Linked DNA regions of Homo sapiens: region 2 is linked to region 1. Evidence: chromatin contacts called from ENCODE Hi-C or POLR2A ChIA-PET data. All regions are on one chromosome and are shown on one strand. Each heading gives the region's core, a stretch centred on a gene start or an enhancer-like site at or near the end of the contact. The rest is flanking DNA. Distances are from core to core; before and after follow the strand shown. Region 1 holds the start of LATS2 (large tumor suppressor kinase 2). Region 2 holds the start of PARP4 (poly(ADP-ribose) polymerase family member 4).

What was found. Hi-C counts contacts between places; a loop is a spot of excess contacts on that map. ChIA-PET counts read pairs that join two places held with the same protein, here RNA polymerase II (POLR2A). Pooled maps may share reads with other maps.
Region 2: a pooled map shows a loop between it and region 1 (5-fold over the local background). The contact joins the promoter of PARP4 here to the promoter of LATS2 in region 1. A Hi-C loop is called at or near these places in 3 of 50 pooled maps. POLR2A ChIA-PET finds 5 or more read pairs at or near these places in 2 of 52 experiments (PC-9 and Panc1).

Annotation. Positions count from the first base shown.
Region 1 is chr13:21,058,527-21,063,716 of GRCh38, reverse strand. LATS2 (large tumor suppressor kinase 2) reads left to right here and starts at 2,131. Exons shown (of 8, transcript NM_014572.3): 1 at 2,131-2,371. RefSeq lists silencers at 1,917-2,716, 2,857-3,266 and an enhancer at 2,772-3,664.
Region 2 is chr13:24,510,475-24,515,664 of GRCh38, reverse strand. It overlaps PARP4 (poly(ADP-ribose) polymerase family member 4), which reads left to right and starts at 2,887. Exons shown (of 34, transcript NM_006437.4): 1 at 2,887-2,959. The region is part of intron 1 of LOC105370117 (a long non-coding RNA gene); the gene reads right to left. RefSeq lists a silencer at 2,730-2,889.

The DNA.
Region 1 (5,190 bases), core at 882-3,381:
CACAGTGTATATATATAGTTCTGCAACTTGCTTTTTTTCACTCCACAGTGCTTTTGAATTCTTTCTACCATCATTTATCCTTTACAACTACAGAGCTAGTTCATTAACTTAGCTACTGTGTATATTCCATCATTTGGATATCTACCTTTCATTTTCCTACCCCTTGACTGGACATTTGGGGTTTTTCTCAATTTTTCACTACTGCAAACAATGCTGAAATGATCATTGTAACTGCAACATTTTTATTAGGTATTTTATGCACAAATTTTAAGGTCCATTAAATCTATTTTATAATATTTTTCATTCCACAAGTGTTTTAAAAATTATTTTTACATCTTTGAAGGCAGAGCAGGAGCAGGATCTTTAAACACACAACAAAAAAAGATTAGCAGCCATGTGGCTTGGGGTTGGGGTGGAGAAAGTATAGTCAGCTTAAGAGTGAAAAGAAGGCCAAGCATGGTGGTGTGCGCCTGTGTTCCCAGCTACCCTAGAGGCTGAGGCAGGAGGATGGCTTGAGCTCAGGAGTTCAAGGCTGATGTGGGCTGCAGTAAGTTATGATTGTGCCACTGCACTCCAGCGTGGGCAATGGAGTGAGACTCTGTCTCTAAGAAAAAAAGGAAAAAATGTGGAAAAGTACATAGGTAATGCCAGTAGGGCTCAATTGCAGAATATTGGCTGGAGACTTATTTTGCTCCCAGTACTGTGCAAGATATCTGGGTAGCATACAGGATACTATCGAAAAATTAAATTGAATTCTAAGCTGCACGATGATGGTTTCTTTTTTTTTTTTTTGCACACTTCTGCTGGCAGGAAGGGATTACGGTTTGATTATCAGAGCCCAAAGAAGAGAGAAAACAGAGATCTGAGAAGATTCCCTGGAAGAGCTGAGGCCTTAAGAGATTGAAAGAGAGGGAGGGGAGGAGGATGAACCAGGGACTGAAGGCTGGGTGAGACTGTCAAAATAGTGCACAGATAATGACCTTTACTACTGTTTCCCATGAGAGTAAAATTTAAAAATTTCACAAGAGTTTGTCAATTAAAGAGGAAATCGAGTTGACTTTAAACACTATATTGACCCTCAGCATCACTTGCCACAGATATAGGTGGTAGGAAGTATGATGTTAGGAGAGCCAGAAGTAGACTGAGGATTTGGCTTCCAGTCTATTATTTCTACTGTGAATCTTTGCACCATCCCTGCTTCTGTCCCTGTACCAGATCCACAGTCCTCAAATGGATAGTGAAGCTGTTCAAAACCCACGACCTCACTTGCTGGTATATACGGTACTATACTATTCCCTACACCATAAAATACTTCTCAGAAAGAAAATATACATGGGGAGGGGAGGTTGATTAAATTAAATCAGGTTAAATTTGGGTGTGCATCAGACGTTCTTTTTTTTTTTTTTTTGAGACGGAGTTTTGCTCTTCTTGCCTAGGCTGGAGTGCAATGATGCGATCTCAGGTCACCGCAACCTCCGCCTCCCGGGTTCCAGTGATTCTCTTGCCTCAGCCTCCCGAAGAGCTGGGATTACAGGCATGAGCCACCACGCCTGGCTAATTTTGTATTTTTAATAGAGACGGGGGTTTCTCCAAGTTGGTCAGGCTGGTCTCGAACTCCCGACCTCAGGTGATCCACCCGCCTAGACCTCTCAAAGTGCTGGGATTACAGGCGTGAGCCACCGCTTCTGGCAAACGTCCTTCTTAATTGTTTGATTCCACTGTCCCAATAGCCGTCTGTCCTTTTCTGCCCCTATTTTTAGTGTCCAGCCACTAGTTGGTAACTTGGTGGCTCCTTCAGGCCTGCTAACTTTTTTTTTTCTTTCACCAAGACTGGTATGAGATACTTAAGAATAGTGGCTTTAACGACAGTTACCAACTTTTAATACAAATGCAGTCGAGAGGGCAAATACTCAAGTTTGGGGGCAGATAGCAGCCAGTCAAATAGGTCCGAGAGGCCCTGGCGAGCTACCGCAGGCCAGCAGGGAGGCCGTGGGCAGGTGGCGGTCGAGGCCGGAGGCAGGAAGCACGGCCGGGCGGGGCTGGGCGGAGCGGCCGCGGAGGAGCAGGGGCCGCAGGCGCCCCGCCCGGACTGGTATGCGGCCGAGAGTGACGCGGGAGGCGGGGTCACGTGACGCCCGTGGAATGCCAACAATGTAGCGAATGTCCCACTTGGGTCTGCGCTTTGGAACCGCGGCGTGAGCGCCCCGGGAAGATGGAGCAGTCGCCGTCCACGCCACCGCCGCCGCCCGGGGCTCCCCCGTCCCTGCGGGGCCAGCAGCAGCTCCAGCCACCAGTGCCCGGTCTCCCGGCGCGAGAGGCCCGGGAGCCGCCGGCCAGGACGCCCCCGAGGGTGTAGACCGCGCCCCTGGAGGTGAGGGGGCTGGGAGCTGGGGTCGGGGCGGCAGCTCGGAGGGTGGCGAGAGTTTCCGCGAAGCGGTCGAGCCCTGCGGCTCCGCGCACCTACTGTGGTGCCGAGGCTCCGGGAAGGGCGCCCGGCGGGGCGGCCGAGGAAGTTTGTCCGGACGGAGCCCTGCGCCCTGCCCCCACGGTCCGCGCCCGCCCGGAGCCGCCCCCGCCCGGCGGCTCGTAGTCCAGGCCGTACGGAGCCCGCGGAGCCGGTTCCAGAGGAGCCGGGGAAGTTGGAGGCCGGCGTCGGGCGGGGGCAGCGGGGCTGCGCCGCTTTGTTGTGCGGCGACCGGGGCGGCCGGGATCCCGGCGGGGCAGGGGCGGCGCGGGCCGGGGGCGGTGTCCTAGACCCGAAAGGCCGTAGCGCCGGGCGCGCCTCTGCTTCCGCTGTCTCCGGGGGATCGGCTTTTCACTAGACGCCCGGCCGGGCGCCCCTGACAGCCTCGGGACCCCCGGTCCGGCGGCGCAGCGGTCCCACGGATCCGGGGCCATCCTCCCGGCCGCGCCATCGTCCCACGGGCCAATCAGTCCTTCAGAGCCCGCCCTGTTGGCCCCCGCCGGCCGCCCCGTCGTCCCGCGAGCCGACGGACCCACGGCGGTGCCGCAGTCGAGGCCGCGCCGCCCCTCAGCCCCCGGTGGCTGCGCCGCCTCACCCACTGCCGCGCGGTTCCCACCCCGTTCCCCGCGGCCGCGCCGCCGGCTCACGGGCCAGTCAGCCCCTCAGAGGCCACCGGACCCTGGGGGCGCCGTTCCTCCCGGGCTGCGGGCGGCCAGGCCCTGCTCGGCGTCTCCCGGCCGGCTGCCGCGCCAACTCTGCGAGTTTGCTCACGGTCTTGGCGGGACGCGGCCCGAGGCGCAGGAGCGCTTTCGTGGCCACGCGAACGGCGGCCGTTGCATAACACGCCATTCCCGTGCCCTAGTTTAGCGACGTGTGGGGGGTTTGGCTTTCTCTTCTGATGTAAGCTCACCTGCGCTTAGCTCCCCAGCCGGACTCTGGAGATGGGGATTCTGACATCATTCACATCTTGCCATCACATCCTTCAGCCCAACTCCAGAACTTCTGGGGAGCTTTCCCTCGGGGATGGAGTGCGGCCTGGAGCAAACCCGTTTGTGAAATGCAAGTCTCCAGTGTCCCGAGGGTTGGGAACGGGGGGCGAGGCGAGGAATGGACCCTGAAGAAGGTAAAACCCACCCGACCAGGGCGCCAAGCAGCCGGTAACAGGGTCCCGAGTTAGCTCGGCGGCTGGCGGCTGTTCTGAGGCCTTTGGATGAGAAATGCTATTTTGCGAGGATCACCATGAAAGAACTTAACTTGCAGATTTTTTTGACAAAAATGTTGTTATTTTAAGACAAGATCTCGCTCTGTCTCCCAGGCTGGAGGGGAGTGGCGCGATCTCGGCTCACTGCAACCTCCGTCTCCCAGGTTCGAGCGATTCTCCTGCCTTAGCCTCCCACGTAGCTGGGATTACAGGCCCGCGCCACCAGCCCAGCTAATTTTGTATTTTTTAGTAGAGACGGGTTTCGCCGTGTTGGCCAGGCTGGCTCTCGAACTCCTGACCTCAGGTGATCCACCTGCCTCCGTCTCCCAGAGTGCTGGGATTACAGGCGTGAGCCACCGCGCCCCACCTGACAAGAATTTTGAACAAGAACTTTTACATTTTCACGCTTCTCTAGGATGGATATGAGTGTTTTTTGTTGTTGTTGTTGTTGTTTTTTGAGACGTTGTCTTGCTCTGTCGCCCAGGCTGGAGTGCAGTGGCGCGATCTCGGCTCACTGCAACCTCGCCTCCTGGGTTCAAGCGATCTCCTACCTCAGTCTCCCGAGTAGCTGGAATTACAGGCGTGTGCCACCACGCCCGGCTAATTTTTTGTATTTTTAGTAGAGACGGGGTTTCGCTGTATTAGCCAGGATGGTCTCAATCTCCTGACCTTGTGATCCGCCCGCCTCAGCCTCCCAAACTGCTGGGATTACAGGCGTAAGCCACCGCACCCAGCCAAGAGTGTTTTTAATGTAATAGCATTAAAAAAATTATTTCACCTTAACTACTAAGCCATAGAGTATACATTTGGCCGGTAAAAAATTCAAATTAATAGCTGAACAGCTCTTTTCACAAAGTATTCAACAAATACGTACATTTTTAAAGGAAAGTTTGCCCGTATTTTAATAAGAAACAAATATACTGAAATTTGAATGGGAAATCACAAAAATGTGTGTGATCTTGCACAAGTGTTTTGCTTAAAATTTTAACTTAGAAGATGAGGGGCCTTCCCTTAATCATGGAAAAAGTAACTCATGGCTGATTATTAGGAAATTTGTGCTAAATCTTGTTGTATATTTTTGGTAAGCTGCTTTGTATGTTTTTTTTTTTTCTGTAACAACCGTTGTAATAAGGTAGTAACAGAAAAAATATTCCAAAATGAGAACGTATAAACTGTTTATGACGTCTATTTAACTGTAATTAACAAGTCAGTGTCTCACAAAATTTTGTCTCATGCAGGTATAGAAGGCACTGAATATAATAATAGTGTAATGAATATACCAGCATTCCTTTGAATATAAGTTGGTGAACATTTAATAACTTTCCAAATCTCAGGCAGTTTAAGGTATCTGAGCAGAGGCTAGCCTGTCTTGCAAAATTACCAAGGTGAATTACTAGAATCATTGAATTATAGAACTGGAAGGGATTCTTCTGGCTTCTCCATCGAGTTTGAAATAGTTTAAGTGTAAATTGGAGCTGTACATGTTCCTTAGCAAATCACAGGGTTGGTGGGAGGGGCTTTCTTT
Region 2 (5,190 bases), core at 1,638-4,137, 3.5 Mb before region 1:
GTTGCCCAGGCTGGTCTTGAACTCCTGGGCTCAAGCAATCCACCTGCCTCAGCCTCCCAAAGTGCCAGGATTACAGGCATGAGTCACCGTGCCTGGCCTATCATTTCTTGGAGGAGAGTTTTAACAGATATAGAATTCATGGTTGCCGGTTTGTTTGTTTTCTTTCAGCACTTTATATCATCCCACTGCCTTCTGGCTCCCATGGTAATAGATTGGCTGTTAATCTTATTCAAGTTCCTTTGTATGTAGTGATCATTTCTGTCTAGCTGCTTTTAAGCTTCTCTCTGTCTTTGGCTTTCAACAGTTTGATTATTAATATAACTCTATTGTGGACTTTTTGAGTTTATCATACTTGAAGTTCATGGAGCTTCTCTGAAGTGTTACATTATGTATTTTAACAAATTGGGGACTTTGGAGCCACTGTTTCTTCAGATACTCTTCCTGCCACCTTCACCCTCATCTTTCTTTCTGGGACCCCCTTTATGCATATGCTGATACACTTGATGGTGTCCACAAATCTTTTGGACTTTGATCTTCATTCTTCTACTTTCTGCTCCTCAGAGTTAATAATTTCAACAGTTTTATCTTCGAGTTTGCTCATTCCTTCTCTTACCTGCTCAAATCTACTCTGGAGCATCACTTGTGTATTTTTCATTTAAGTTATTGTATTTTTTTCTTTTTCTTTTCTTCTTCTTTTTTTTTTTTTTGAGACAAGATATTGCTCTGTCACCCAGGCTGGAGTGCAGGAGTGTGATCTTAGCTCACTGCAGCCATGAACTTCTTGGCTCAAGTGATCCTCCTGCCTTAGCCTCCTGAGTAGCTAGGGCCACAGGCATGCACCACCATGCCCGGTTAATTTTGTAATTTTTTTGTAGAGAGGGGATCTCCCTATGTTGCCAAGGCAAACTCTTGGTCTCAAGCGATCCTCCCGCCTTGGCCTCCCAAGACACTAGGATTACAGGCATGAACCACCATGCCTGGTCCTATTGTACTTTTTAACTACACAATTTCTTTTTGGTTCTTTTCAGTTCCAAAATGTGTTTGGTTCCTTTTATAATTTCTATCTCTTTATTAATATTCCTTATTTGTTTTTTAAATAATTTCAACTTTTATTTTAGATTCAGAGGGTACATGTGCAGGCTTGTTACCTACATATAATTCGTGGTGCTGAGGTTTGGGGTATGACTGAGCCCCTCACCCGGGGACTGAGCATAGTACCCAATAGTTTTTCAACCCTTGCCCCTCCCCCTCCCTCCCTGTCTAGTTGTCCCCAGTGTCTATTGTTGCCATCTTTATATCCATGAGTACCCAGTGTTTAGCTCCCACTTACAAATTAGAACATGTGGTATTTGGTTTTCTGTTCCTTCATTAATTCACTTACGACAATGGCCTCCAGTTGCAGTCACGTTGCTGTGAAGGACATGATTCCATTCATTCTTTTTATGGCTTCGTAGTATTCCATGGTGCAAATGTACCACATTTTCTTTATCCAGTCCATTGTCGATGAGCACCTAAGTTCATTCCATGTCTTTCCTATTGTGAAGCGTGCTGTGACGAACATACTAGTGCATGTGTCTTTTTGGTAGAATGAGTTCTCTTGTTTTGAATATGTACCCAGTAATGGGATAGCTGGGTTGAATAGCAGTTCTGTTTTCAGCACTTTGAGAAATCTTCAAACTGGTTTCCACAGTGGTTCAACTAATTTACATTCCCACTGACAGTGTATAAGCATTTCCTTTTCAATAAAGCCTTGCCAGCATCTGTTGTTCCTTGACTTTTTAATAATAACCATTCTGACTGGTGTAAGATGGTATCTCATTGCAGTTTTAATTTGCACTTTTCTGATAATTAGTTATGCTGGGCTTTTTTTCATGCTTGTTGACCATTTGCACATCTTCTATTGCATATTCTCTATTTATTGAGACTTTGTTCTCCTGGTTGTTTCTTTCAGTTATTTTTCTATGTTTCCTTTCACTTTTTGTCCATGTTTAAGACAGTTTATTTGAAGTATTTGTCTAATAATTCCTATGTCTGTGCTTCCTCAGCTCAGGGACAATTTCTGTTCATTTCTTTTTTCCTTTGAATTGGCCATTTTTTCGCCTTTTTTTTTGCATGCCTCATAATTTTTTGTTGAAGATTGGACATTTTGAGCATTACGATGTGGTAACTCTAGGAATCAGTCTCTCTCCTCCCCCAGAATCTCTTGTTGTTTCTTAGACAACCCTATAGAGTAGGTTGTAATGATGAAACTTGGTAAATTACCTTGTCCCCAGCCCCCTTGGTAATAAATTGTGGAGTCAGGATTCAACCCCATACCCTTTCCACTGTATTCTCTACTCTATCCTTTCTATTCTCATTTTATTCAGTATCCTAAAAATCTGAATCTTCCCCATTGCTTTATTCCCATTTCAGTGAATCTCAGATCTGTATCTCCAGCCCCCTGCCTCTCTTGAATGGCAGATAAATATATTTCCAACTAGTTACACTGTCACGAATTTCAAACGCAGGAAGGCTTAAAGTAAATTTATTATCTCACTCTCCTGTTTCCACGAACTTTCCCGAAATTTTCTTCTTTCCCGGCCTTGTGAATCCCTTCCATTTCTCAGTTAAAGGACAGCACCATCCACCCACCTCTCTCAAAGCCGAGCTTTGTATTAATCCTCATTGACAAAATCCCTCCTGAAATATGAAACTGAAAGCCCTGAACCCTCCGGCTGATCTTGGAAGAGAAACCCCGCCAGAGGCCGGGGACCCGCTCCCCACCTGGCGGACCCGATTCCGGGCGCGTTCCGGCTATCGTCCCTGCTTGGGACGCTGCGCCCGCCTGGTGCGGGGCGGGGTTCCGGCGCAGTGGCGCCCGCCCAGCCCCGGGGGCAGGGAGAGCCTAGATTACGGAAGTACCGCGAGCAAGGAGCGCGGAATCGGGGAGCGTCCGGAGCTAGCTGGATCCTCTAGGCAGGTGCGTGGGCGCTGCGGGGTGGGGGGCTGCAAAGGTCCCTGTAGTCCTAGCCAGGAAGTGGCCCGCGTACTACTTTCCCGCCAGTGGCTGCACCCTTGCCCTGCGCGGCGTTGGCGCTGTGGGCCTGACGGCGCTGCTAGGCTCGGGAGTGGACTAGCTAGTGCAGCCAGCGCCCTCGGGGAGGGATATTGCGGTCGTTCCGCTCTGCCCCGCGGCGCAGCCCTGGTGACGAGAAACCGGGTGCGGTGGGGGGCGCCCACCGGAGCCGACAGTCACACCAAGTCTCCGCACCCCGTGCGGTGCGGTTCGCAGTAGCACGCGTTGTTTCTTGTTTCCAGTATGCCAAACGGCCTTCTTTCCTAAAGTTAGGTTTCGAATTGTGCAAAAAGTAAGGTGGTTTGGTGAGTAATCAGGAAGTACTATCTGACCTCGTGAGTCATTGGGAACACCGTGATAGAAACAATGTGTTTGTTGAGGTCCAAAGTTGAAAACCTCTAACTCAGTTAAGTAATTCCTGCTAGGAGGGCCGAATGGTTCACCCAGGGATCGAGTTGGTAGATCACAGGTTCTAGAAAACTAAGGCGCTGCTAAATATTCAAGCCCAAGCACTTTCAATTCTGGACTGCTGGATGACAACAATTATATGACAATATCCAAGCATAGTGCTATGATAAAGGGGAAGTTCGCTCTGAGATGTGCGTGTTGCAGACTCATTACATCTGACTTTATCATTTATTAAGTAAACATTAGGTCTTGTTTGTGTGCGTAGAGCTACTGTATATCATGTAGGAGTGAAATAAAAGTAGTACCTTTGTTGTTTAAGGGTTTAATAAACCCATTAGGGAGGTGCATTACTGATGCCATTTGAGTCCAAAATGCAAATAGTGTCAGAAGGCTTTTCTGTAATCCTGGGCTTTAATGGATACGTGAGAGTTTTTAGTAAGCAAGCTTTTATTGAATGCCCACTGTATATCAAAAGTGATCTTAGCGTGTGCTGACTCACACACTTCGGAAGGCGGAGGCTGTAGAATCAAGACTGCCCAGAAAGGGACTCCTCAGGGTTTTCCGAGAGGAGGAAATGCCAGTGGTAAAGACGAAGACCTGTGAAGCAGGAAGCCACTTGATTCCACCTACACCAATGGTTTATGGAGCAGCCAAGAGTTTGTGAGGAGGCGCGCTGAGGGTTTCTTAGGAATCGGGGCTGTTCCCTGCTGTCTTTGGGTGGAAGACACTCTGTGAATGTTATTTGGGGAAGAAGCTGGGAAGGGGGACAGGCTGGAGTGACTGTGCAGATTTGCCTTAGAGAATAACCAGCCCCTAGCCCAGTGTCCGCCACATCTCATATGTACGTAATCAGCGCTGATGAAAACATGAACTAACTCTGTGTTTAGAGAACACTTTGAAACAAGGAAGAACTAGTGGCGCATGTCGGTTAGGCGCTGTTAACCCAGAAGAGGGCTGGCATTTTACAGAGACTAGAGATGAATCTGTGGAAAGAGAGAAGTCAAGACCTGACTTGAGATTTCACGAAACCCAAAGTGCGCCTTTCCATACCTCCCACGCAGCCGCAGGTGCTAAGAACAGACCGCAGATTTATGTTTAAAATGTTTTTACTCTGGGCCGGGCGTGGCAGCTCACACCTGTAACCCCAGCACTCTGGGAGGCTGAGGCAGGAGGATGGCTTGAGCCCAGGAGTTTGTGACCAGCCTTGGCAACATAGTAAGAACCCTGTCTCTACCAAAATTAGCTGGGCATGGTGGTGCAGGCCTGTGGTCCCAGCTACTAAGTAGGCCGGGTGAAAGGATTGCTGGGAGGGAGGTCGAGGTTGCAGTGAGCTGTGACAGTGACCACACCACTGCACTCCAGCTTGGGAGACAGAGCCAGACCCTGTCTCAAATAAAATAAAATGTTTATACTTTGATTTCACAACTATGTGTATGTACTTAATGCCACTGAACTGTACACACAGTTTTAAAAACTGTACCACAATTTTTAAAAGGCTAAAAAATGTTTATACTCCTTGATTCAGTAATTCCATTTCTGGCCATCAACTCTAGGGAAACTATGACAGAGATGTGGCAAAAAAATATATGTACAAGCATTTTAATTAAAGTGTATTTCTAATAGTGAACACTTTTTTTTTTTTTTTTTTGAGACGGAGTCTCGCTCTGTCGCCCAGGCTGGAGTGCAGTGGCGGGATCTCCGCTCACTGCAAGCTCCGCCTCCCGGGT